2 separate regions of the Homo sapiens genome follow, and region 1 is linked to region 2. A link is an interaction called in ENCODE POLR2A ChIA-PET data of the cell type or tissue named here. Cell type or tissue: HepG2. All regions are shown on one strand. Each heading gives the region's core, and the rest is flanking DNA. Links, peaks and the distances in the headings are about the cores only.

Evidence for each region. Peaks named below come from ENCODE experiments on the same cell type or tissue, not always from the same donor. Only the 100,000 strongest peaks of a DNase experiment are listed, where the experiment ranks them.
Region 1: POLR2A ChIA-PET joins it to region 2 with 7 read pairs; 5 of 35 experiments call an interaction of 5 or more read pairs at or near these places.

What each region holds. Positions count from the first base shown.
Region 1 is chr6:7,157,596-7,162,970 of GRCh38, forward strand. The region is part of intron 1 of RREB1 (ras responsive element binding protein 1); the gene reads left to right. Among named protein-coding and RNA genes, the nearest start is that of RREB1, 52 kb to the left of the region's middle. RefSeq lists enhancers at 2,901-3,862, 3,481-3,775. In HepG2, for the core only: no CTCF peak of the experiment used is centred there; DNase peaks (open chromatin) are centred at 2,333, 3,026 and 3,586; H3K4me3 peaks cover 494 bases.
Region 2 is chr6:7,040,791-7,046,165 of GRCh38, forward strand. No RefSeq gene overlaps it. Among named protein-coding and RNA genes, the nearest start is that of RREB1, 64 kb to the right of the region's middle. RefSeq lists an enhancer at 1,676-2,564. In HepG2, for the core only: no CTCF peak of the experiment used is centred there; DNase peaks (open chromatin) are centred at 1,741 and 2,371; H3K4me3 peaks cover 814 bases.

The sequences.
Region 1 (5,375 bases), core at 326-5,325, 120 kb after region 2:
CTCCGTCTCTCCAAAAAAAAAATAAAGTTAGCATGGTGTGGTGGTGCGCACCTGTGGTCCCAGCATTTGAGAAGCTGAGGTCGGAGGGTTGCTTGATCCTGGAAAGTCAGGGCTGCAGTGAGCCATACTCCAACCTGGGTGACAGAGCAAGACTCTGTCTGTCTCTTTGGGAAAAAAAAAAAATCCAACTTACGAGTTCTCTTGTGCTCCCTCTCCACTGTTCCTCTTTGCTCTTTCATCCCTCCTGACTCCAGAAGAGGGCTCTACCACTCGCTGCTAATGCCTTCACATTTGTCTGGATTCCTGCCTCCTGGGGACCTCATCCTTGCCAGCCCCTGTTGCTGTGCCTGTGCCCTACCAGGGGTGTTTTCATGTTCTCATCAGTGACCCTGCTTAGCCCTGAATATCATCAGCCGGCTCATGCCTGACTTCTCTGTGGAGGGATTCATCCCACGTGCATTCTTCAGGGTATGAATCCCACAGGACCAAGACCTTCTGGATCCCTTTCCATTTCTTCACATTCAAGAATCTCTGCAAAAGAATGTAGCCTAACCCCCCTAACAATCTAAAACTTCTTCCCAAGCACCATTTAGTGCCCCAGGACACTTGCCTGTGGCCAGAGCGACTCTCTTCCTTTCTGCCCTTTCCATTGTCTACCCCACCTGCCTCCCCTTTGAAAGTTGTTCAGGTTTAACTTTCCCTCCCTATTCCCTTTGTTCCCGTTTGTAGGCAGGTCTCCCTCCCCTGCAATCCCATACCATGTTCAAACAGGTTTTCTTAAAACTCTTACATCACTTTTCTCAGCCTACACCCCCTACTGCCCCAGACCCAACCCCAACTCTCCCACCTCCTGTAATTTGCCCACTCCACACACACCCTCTGTAATGAGGCCCCTGCCCTTCAGCAGGACCTGGCTCCTGGGCTTCTTGTGGTACTTCCTGGGTATCAGCTCCCTCCAGCCTCCACCTCCATACCCTTCCTCTTACACTACCCCAGTCCACTAATCTCTGCTTTTTCTAGACCTAAAATTAGAATTGTATAGACAGCACTTAATTCTCTTACCTTCCCAAGCTTTCTTTTACCTCTTACCAAGTGGTAAGCTTATGGAGTTCCCCACCCCAACCTAGTAGTGGATCAGGAGTTACTAATTGAAGTAGCTGACATACATTTTTATCATCAAGAAATATTTGAGGGCCTAAAGTAGAGTATTTCACCCCCAAATCATTTGAAGGTAGATTGTGGGTCCCATTTGTTTATTTTTTTCAGACTCTTTTTTTTTTAAACCTTGATAGCTTAAAGGCCAGGAAAAAACTGATTAGTTTTCATCTTCAAAGGACACAGGATAAAAGAAGGACTGAGCCAGCTCACCCCTACCCTCCAAACACCTTTAAATCACAGTCACTTTTCCCACTCCCCTGGTTGTGACTTTTGAATTTTATAGTTGATATAATCCCTCCTTTTATAGCCGATTTATGCACTGCAATTTAAGTAAGCAGAAATGTTCAGTGCATAGGGGGACTCAGATTTAATGATTGTTGACTTAAATTTAAAAGGATCACTAAGGCCCCTGTACCTCTTACTTATTGCAAAACAAACATTCTCCGTAAGACCACCCTCTATTCTGTGACCCCTTTGAGGTTCCTAGGAATTGATAGGTTGTGGGCCATGTTTACACCCACAGGAGGACTTCTTTACAGAAAACCTCCCCAGCATCTTTGATGGCCTAGATGTGTTCACAGTCACACTGAGAAAGTTTTAACCTGATAGTCATCATTCAGAAACTAACTCGAATCCCAACATCATTCCTGGAATAACGGGACAGCCGCATAGATGGGGCTCACAAGGATGTCTCCCCTCTCGTTCCTTTCCAGAGGATGAGTTCTGTTTTAAAATTATAACTGTTTATTACAGGCACTGGGCGGATTGCTTTAGGAATTGATTTAACGAATGTTCACTGGGTTATTGCCTTGTGTCAATAATGTTTTGAGTGAAATATCAAAACGCTGATGAGATGGTTTATCTCATCTCATCTTTACAAGAAAAGGGAAGGTTAGAGGATTTGGTGTTGCCAGTGTTTTTACTTATTGTTGGTGGCCTGCCTGAAACTGATGGCAGTAGTAAGTAAGGAAAAAGCCTGCCAGTCTCCTTAACTCTCCAAAAGTAGGATTAAATCTGCTGAGGGTCAGACCACTGCCGTAGTTCTGTCCTTTCCTGGAAATCATAGATTCTTTTGAAAGGCTGATCAAATTTATGGACTATTTTCCTAAAGCTGAATACTGTCTGCATTTTACATGTGGTTTCAAGGGTATGACTCTTGCACTTGTCTACAGAACAAGGCTTATCAACCTAAGCATGTCATCTGTTCAGCTCAGCTGGCCCATAGTTGGCTTGCAGTACCTGTTATAGATTGAGAGAAACAATGCCTACTGTGTGCCAGGCACTGAGCTACAGACTAAAGATACATAAATTGGGGGAGGGAGGGCAGGGTGCAATTAAGGACTGAAATTTGATCACTTTCTTTTTTGCATTTTTTTTTTTTAAATGAGACAGGTTTTCCCTCTGCCACCCAGGCTACTTGAGTTCAGTGGTACAATTATAGCTCACTACCAAGCCCAGCAAATTAAAAAAAATTTTTAGACACAGGGGTCTTGCTATATTGCCCAAGCTGGTCTCAAACTCCTGGCGTCACGAATAGTTGGGTCTTTCTGGTATATTTTCAAAAATTATGTTAAGTTTTTTTAAAAAAAAATAGTGACATCAAATTATACTTAAAAAAGCACTGTATTCTCATGATACATACGTTGTTTCAGATTGCCTTTTCTAGACTTTATCCATAAGTATAGCATAGAATCTTAAATGTGCCAGCTAGCTTTTTAAACTTGACCTAACTTTATAAACATTTTCCCATGTTTTCACACATTGACTTTTTTTTGAGACAGGGTCTCAGTTTGTCACCCAGGCTGGAATGCAGTGGTGTGATCACCGCTCACTGCAGCCTTGACCTCCTGAGCTCAAACAATCCTCCCGGTTCAGCTTCCTGAGTAGCTGGGATTACAGGCGCACAACACCACACCTGGATAACTTTTTTTTTTTCTTTTTTTTTTCTTTTTGAGACGGAGTCTCATTCTGTCACCAGGCTGAAGTACTGTGGTGCAATCTCAGCTCACTGCAACCTCCGACTCCCTGGTTCAAGCAATTCTCCTGCCTCAGCCTCCTGAGTAGCTGGGATTACAGGCACGCGCCACCATGCCCAGCTAATTTTTGTATTTTAGTAGAGATGGAGTTTCACTTTGTTGGCCAGGATGGTCTCCATCTCCTGACCTCGTGATCCACCCGCCTCAGCCTTCCAAAGTGCTGGGATTACAGGCGTGAGCCACTGCACCCGGCCCACATCTGGGTAACTTTTTGTGTTTTTTGTCTAGATAGAGTTTCGCCATGTTGCCCAGGCTGATCTCGAACTCTAGGGCCAAACCGATCCTCTCGCCTCGGCCTTGCAAAGTGCTGGGATTACAGGTGTGAGGCACAGTGTCCAGCCCACATTGACCTTTATGTTTGAGGTGGGACCAGGTTCAAGCAGGTTTAGGGTAGATGGGGCAGGGTGGGGATGACTCACCTGGGAGAGGTCAGCCTGCTTATGACACGTCCCTCTATTGTTGGTTTCATGGATTATTTCCCTCTATGAACTGAAACTCTAGTCAACACTAGGCAAAGTAAGTTACTTTGAGATCCACTAACTCCCCTCCCAAGCCTGCAGGTAAAACCATCCCAGATCACCTTTATTCCTGCTTTAGGGTTTAAAAACCCCAGGAGGCAAACAAATTAAAGACTGCAGATGTTCTTAGGATGGTTAGACTTGACACAGAAGAGAAAGAGGTACAACTGTTCATAGAGTTCAGTTTGACAATTAACATGTATATTAGTATGGTTGCCTGTGTTTGTGTTATGTTTCACTGTGTTTCATCTTCCTGTGCCTGGGATCCCCCATGCCCTCCTTTCCTATCTTTCTCAAAACCAGCTGTTTTTCCCCATCTGCTGCATTTTGGTTATAGATATTTATTTGTAGGTTTGCTTTAAAACAAAACTCCTCTAAATCCTACTTGATAACCATCCATGCTCTTTACTCTCTCCTGTCCTGGGAGCTCTCTTCCTAACTCCTGCCCTTCATTCTCGACGCCTGCCTGGCCTCCTTTTGGTTCCTTCTCTACAGCATTGCTTCCACCCACCAGCTGTAGTGCCCCTGTCCCTTAAGAGTATGGCAGTGCCTCCTAACTGGGTTATATACCTCTGATTGTCCATTTTTAAATCTGCTACCAAGAGCTTTTTAAGCTGTGGATACGATTATTTCATCGTGGGCTTTAAAAATTGTGAGGAGGGGCCCTTCAGTGGGTTTCCAGAGCAACAGGATAAAGTTCATGGCTCTTAGATGGAACCTTGAGCCCAGCATCATTCTGCCAGCCGCATCTTTGCCATTTCCCCCACTGCACTCTCCCTCCTTTCTCAAAACACACTGGTGCACTCTGATAGCTCCCAGGGGTTTTGTTTTCATGGACAAGACACACAAAACTTTTGCAGTTAGACACAAGGTTGCCGTTTTTTTATTTTGCTAAGTAAGGGCATTAAAAAATGATCTCTACCATCTACTGTCTTTATCTCATTTTAAAAGATGGCAGTTTACCCTAAAAAAAAAAAAGAATGAATTCAGCATTGTGAGAAACTCAGCAAATCATCTGCTTTTTCTGCACACTGTGTTAACAGCTTTCTGCGTGTGGCTGGGAGGCGAATCTCTTCTTCAAGCTCAGGTTTGCTTTTGCTGTGCTGCCCTCGCCTTGCACTCAGTGGTGCTTACCTCTGGTGAGCCACTGCAGCTCTGGAAGTGTTTGGCTCATACTCCAGGTTCCCTGGAGTTGAAATTTCCCTCTCTGTGTTTCCTCTGACATAGGAAGCCAGGGCTCTCTGTCTTACAGCTCTTGGTGGTTCTGGCACCTGGAATGTTAGTAGCCTTAGATGTCTGAGGATGATCGTCATAATCTCCCAGGTTTTCGCACAGATCCCAAACCTTACCCTATGTGTAGGGTATACAAACAGTATAGAATATTTTAAGCCACTAATTTTAACAACATGCTGAGAATACCCATTTTTCTCTGCCTACGGATTGGATACACTCTGAAAGCAGCAAGGATGGGCCTACAACTCCAGCTGCAGGAAACTGAGTAGACTGCTCCCCTTTATTTTATTTTATTTTATTTTTATTTTTTTATTTTTTCATTTTTTGAGAGAGGGTCTCACTCTGTTGCCTAGGCTAGAGTGCAGTGTCACGGTCAGTGCTCACTGTAGCCTCAACCTCCCTGGGCTCAGGCGATCCTCCCACCTCAGCT
Region 2 (5,375 bases), core at 212-5,211:
GCCTCCAGAGTAGCTGGGACGACAGGCGCGCACCACGCCAGCTAATTTTTGTATTTTTAGTAGAGACGGGGTTTCGCCATGTTGGCCAGGATGGTCTCAATCTCTTGACCTCGAGATCCACTGGCCCCGGCCTCCCAAAGTGCTAGGATTACAAGCGTGAGCCACCACACCCAGCCTATTTTATTTTATTTTATTTTAGAGACAGGGTCTCTCTCTGTCACCCAGGCTGGAGTGCAGTGGTGCAAACTCAGCTCATTGCAGCCTCCACCTCCTGGGCTCAAGGGATCCTCCCACCTAAGCCTCCTGAGTAACTGGGACTACAGGCACACACTGCCATGTCTGGCTGATTTTTTTATTTTTTATTTTTTGTAAAGACAGGGTCTTGCTATGTTGACCAAGGTGGTCTCGAACTCCTGGCCTCAAGCCGTCCTCCCATCTCGGCCTCCCAAATTGCTGAGATTACAGGTGAGAGCCACCGCACCTGGCCTCATTATTCTCATCACACACCTGATGTCTAGTATAGTATAGTGCCTGGTACGTAGCAGTACATCAATAATGCTGTGGGATGAGTTAATAATAAATTCCAAGTGTATCCCCCAAAAGGTACTTATTATAGCAGAGAAATGTTGCTTCTAGGAGCAGAAAATGTCCTCTATGAGGAGCCAAGGAAAGGTTGGGGAGTCTGAAGAGAGAAGGACCTGAGGCTTGCACCATATTCTGGATGAGGAGCATGGAGATCACTCTCAAATGAAGTTTGGCCAGATAGTGAGCAAAGCAACAGAGCAGCCAGACTGCTCAGCAGGAAGAAAAGATAACAGCTCTGTGGGGTTTTTTTTGTTTTTGTTTTTCCCCTTGCAGGGTAACTCCCTTCATAGGCAACAGACCAGAGAGAGCAGTTGAAGATGAATGTGTCTCTCTTGGCAAATGCTGAGGAGCGTGCACTTCTATCTCATCATTAATCAGGAGGTAGAAGAGAGAGGGTTCTGGTGACCAGTGATGATTTGGGAACACCAAAAAAGACAAACAAACTCCAAACATAATCCAGTGAAAACCCAACAAATTACATGACATTTCAAACCCAGCAGGAGACAAAACGCAGACCCCAAAGAGGAAGTGATGTATTCACCCTAGCCAAACAAAGAGGTCGACACTTTGAAGAGGAAAAAGAAAATCAAGTACAAAGGGACAGCCTAAATTCCTTAAAAGAGCATGGAGGTTGTGACTGAGATCCCATTCCTGGCCTCTGAATCCTGTCTCCCACAACCAGTCAAGCCTGTGGTGATCCATGGACTACCATGTTCTGGAATGAACCAAGAGAAATTAAAGCCTCCTCTCCTCGGAGACAAAACTTCATGCAAACGACATCACTTGAAGTCACCATGGAAAAGAATAGATGGAGTGGGGAGGGGGCAGCATGGAATGAATAGTGGGAAAGGTGACCAAAAGACCTTGAACGATATTCATTCAAAGATAGGCCTCAAGTTGACAATAAAGATGGAATCTTCCATGTAATGCTGCTTTGCAGTAATCAGATCTCTAATCCCAGTTATCGCAAAGAAATGCAAACATGAATGAGGTATTGCCAATGTCTCTAGGGGAATTGCATTTTCATCCTTCATTTAACTGAGAAACTGAGGTGCAAAGAAATGAAGGAAATCGCTTAAAGGATGACAGTGTGAGTCAGCAGCCCGACCAGGAAGCCGGGGCTGCGACTCCTCACTTCCTGGTTTTCTCTACAAATATGAAGAGTACATTCCCTTCCTCTCAGAATCGGTTTGTGGCAGCAGTTCTCTAGCTTAGAAAGGCAGCTTTCCAGGAGAGAAGGCACGGGCATTCGGCTCCTGCTGGGGAGGGGCGAGGTAACCCGACATCAGGTCCACAGGTCCACAGAAACTGAAATTTCTTCCAAGATGAGGCTTTCCCCTTCCTTCGCCTGGAAAACCAATTTGCGCTGATGCCCTGACTCCCTCTCCTTAGAGTGTCCTCCCTGCTCACCATTCTAAGGCAGCGGCTGCACAAATTAGCAGTGCTCTTTGTCCCTAGAGCTCCAGAATCCGATTGTGTTCCAGTGTGTGCCGCAGGCCTCGATGTGTGCTGTGCATTGTAAAACACTGGCACGTGCTTCTGCAAAGAATTTTGTTCTTCTTAACAGCCACCAGAAAGTTTGTTTGGCCATCCATCCCACTGAAGCAAAAAAGGAGAAGAAAGAGAAGAAAAGGCTGTGAACCGCTTATTAGAAGCTTCCAAAGCTGAGTGGAAGTTTAACCAATTTCAAGGAAAGCACACACACACTAAACCCCCCACTGTTTGAGGACTTTCCACGTTTGCATGCACTGGAGCTGGACTCTGGAGCAAAGGGCAGCAGTGATTATTCTAGAGGTTATGTCATAGATGGTGTAACATTATCTTCTGCCCACTGGGATCTTATCAGCCATGTGTGCCTGGTCTATTTTGAGACCCATCTGAGCCTGCTACCTGGGACATGGGTAGTGTTAACAAATCAACATATGGCTGACAAGAGTTTAACCTGCCTCGTCTGGTGAAGAACAGTCAGAGCAAACTGTCTGTCAGCAGCAGCAGCTGAACTTGTGATATGAAATATTGCTTTCTTGCCTAAAAGCAGGACAGAGAAAGAAAAAGAAAAAAGAAGCAAAAGAAATATTGCTTTGTCTTCCAAATAAAATTTAGAGGCTCAGTGTAAACTGCAACTGTGACCCCAATCAACCAAGTAGGTGAAACACACACACACACACACAGAGACACACACACATCTTTTTACTTAGATAGCTTTGTTATTCAGCAAGAAGACAAATTATTAAAAAGTTGCCGGGCACAGTGGCTCACCATGCTGTAATCCCAGCACTTTGGGAGGCTGAGGCGGGTGGATCTCCTGAGGTCAGGAGTTCGAGACGAGCCTGGCCAACATGGCCAAACCCTGTCTCTACTAAAAATATAAAAATTAACTGGGCGTGGTGGCAGGCGCCTGTAGTCCCAGCTACTCTGGAGGCTGAGGCAGGAGAATCGCTTGAACCCGGGAGGCAGAGGTTGCAACGAGATCCCGCCACCGCACTCCAGCCTGGCAACAGAGTGAGACTCCGTTTCAAAATAATAATACTAATAAAATAAAAAAATTAAAAGTTGAGCTCTTTCCACGAGTGAGGGCTGAGAGCTGGCATCCTAGGCAGGCAGGCCAGACCCAGGGTGTGCAATGGCCCTATTTGTTGCCTTGGTCTTACGTACGGAAGACCTCGGCTTCTCTCTTTGCCATTAGCAGGAGTCGAATTCTCAGGGCCTAACCTCACGTTCTATTTTCAGCTATTTCCACAAAGCGTGCAGCCTCTTAGTCTGCCGTCTTCCTGCTGTCCCTCACCCTCCAGGCCAGCAGCAGTGCCGGCCACCTGCCAGTAGCACCTGCTCCCTGCCCTGCTGCCTTGCTGTTTCCTTGGGTCCAGAAAGCCGTCCCTTCCTCCCAACTCTCAAATATAAGTGGCTTCCAGGCAGGCACGGTGGCTCACACCTGTAATCCCAGCACTTTGGGAGGCCAAAGCAGGAGGATCACTTGAGGCCAGGAGTTCAAGACCAGCCTGGGCAACATAACAAGACCCCATCTCTACTTTTTGAATAACTTTTTCTACTTTTTGATAAACTTTTTAAGTGGCTTCCTCTTATTTGTCTACCCAGCGAGTGGTGACGATTTATGTAGTGTAGGGGAGATCTCAGAAGCTGTCAGCCTGAAACACCTGGCCTTTGTCTTCCTGAAGAGAGGGGTTTATTTCTGGCAGACAATCCTACTGGATTTAAAGTTGGGGTGGTTAGAGAGGCTGCTTCTTCATCCATCTTGAAGTGGACATGATGAGGAAAAAATACACTGAGGAAAATGGCCAGTTAAAGACTTCATTATTGGCCGGGCGCAGTGGCTCATGCCTGTAATCCCAGCACTTTGGGAGGCCGAGGTGGGCAGATCACCTGAGCTCAGGAGTTCGAGATCACCCTGGCCAACATGGTGAAACCCCGTCTCTACTAAAAATACAAAAATTAGCCAGGCATGGTGGCAGGCACCTGTAATCCCAGCTACTCGGGAGGCTGAGTCCAGAGAATCACTTGTACCGGGAGGCAGAGGTTGCAGTGAGCCGAGACTGTGCTACTGCACTCCAACCTGGGTGACAGAGCGAGACTCTGTCTCAAGAATTAAAAATAAATAAAGACTTTAGCTGATGGTAATATGGCTCAGGGTCCTACAAAGCTCATAGAAAGTGAGAGGTGCCTTCTCGTCAAAGTACCTAAGAAAGGCTGGGTGGGAAGAGAAACCAAGAAGATTCTCCACTTTTTTAGCCACCATACGTGCCAAATAGTGGAATCTTCCAGGGTGCATGTGTTATTTGTGACTCAATAGCTATTGTGTGCAACAGCCTCTTCATTGACTTCTCCTCAGACAAGTCATAAAAAAAAAAAAAATCTCCCTTTCTTTCAGGAAAGTTAGAAATTCATTTGCCTCCAAAATAATTTTCTCTTCTTTCAGGTAGAGAGACCTAAATAAGTCTTTCAAAGTCTCCCTTTTTTTGATGACTATTTCTAGAAGTAAGAGCCAGAAAGGGCAGAATAATTAGGTTAAGTCACATCTAGCCCTGTGCCATCTGTGCATGGAGTGTGCGGATGATCTCGGTAGCGGTTAAGCCACTTACTAACCTCCTATCCACTGGGAAGTGATGAAGGAAGAAGTGACTAATGATGCTAAGGAGACAGCTGTCCTTATTTGGGCTCAGTTTACAGCAATTCTTGCCTTTGCAAAGATAACCAGGGGTTCAAAGCATGACATCTAAGAGTTGGTGAGGAAGCCCCATCTGTGCTAGTTAGGGCTTTGGAGTCACAGACTTGGGTTCTAATTCTAATTCTGTCACTCACTGGCTGCATGACCTTAAATTACTTAGCCTTGTTAAGCGTAGATTCCTCATCTGTAAAATATGGAAGAAGAAGCTTTGCCTCTTAGGGTTGTTGTGAAGATTAGCATAAAATGCCAGGTGCAGAATAAGGGCTTAGTAAGTGGCAAATTATTATTGGGGAATAAAATAAATGAAGAGGATTTTGTTAATAAACAAGATTCTTCCAACTAATCCCACCTTCAATTATGATTTGGGAGCTCAGTGTATCATCCTTCGCACTGGAACCCTGCTCAGCAATGATGCCATCTGCTTGTTTGCTTGCTGTAATAATCCAAGACTAAAGACCCTTAAAAAAAAAAAAAAAAAAAAAAAGATACCCTGCTGAAGGGAAAATTATACAGGGCAAGTAGAGATATTCAGAGTAAAAATATACTTAGTAATAAAACCTTCTGTGTCACTATGAACACCATTTGTGTTTCTGACAAGTACCACTCA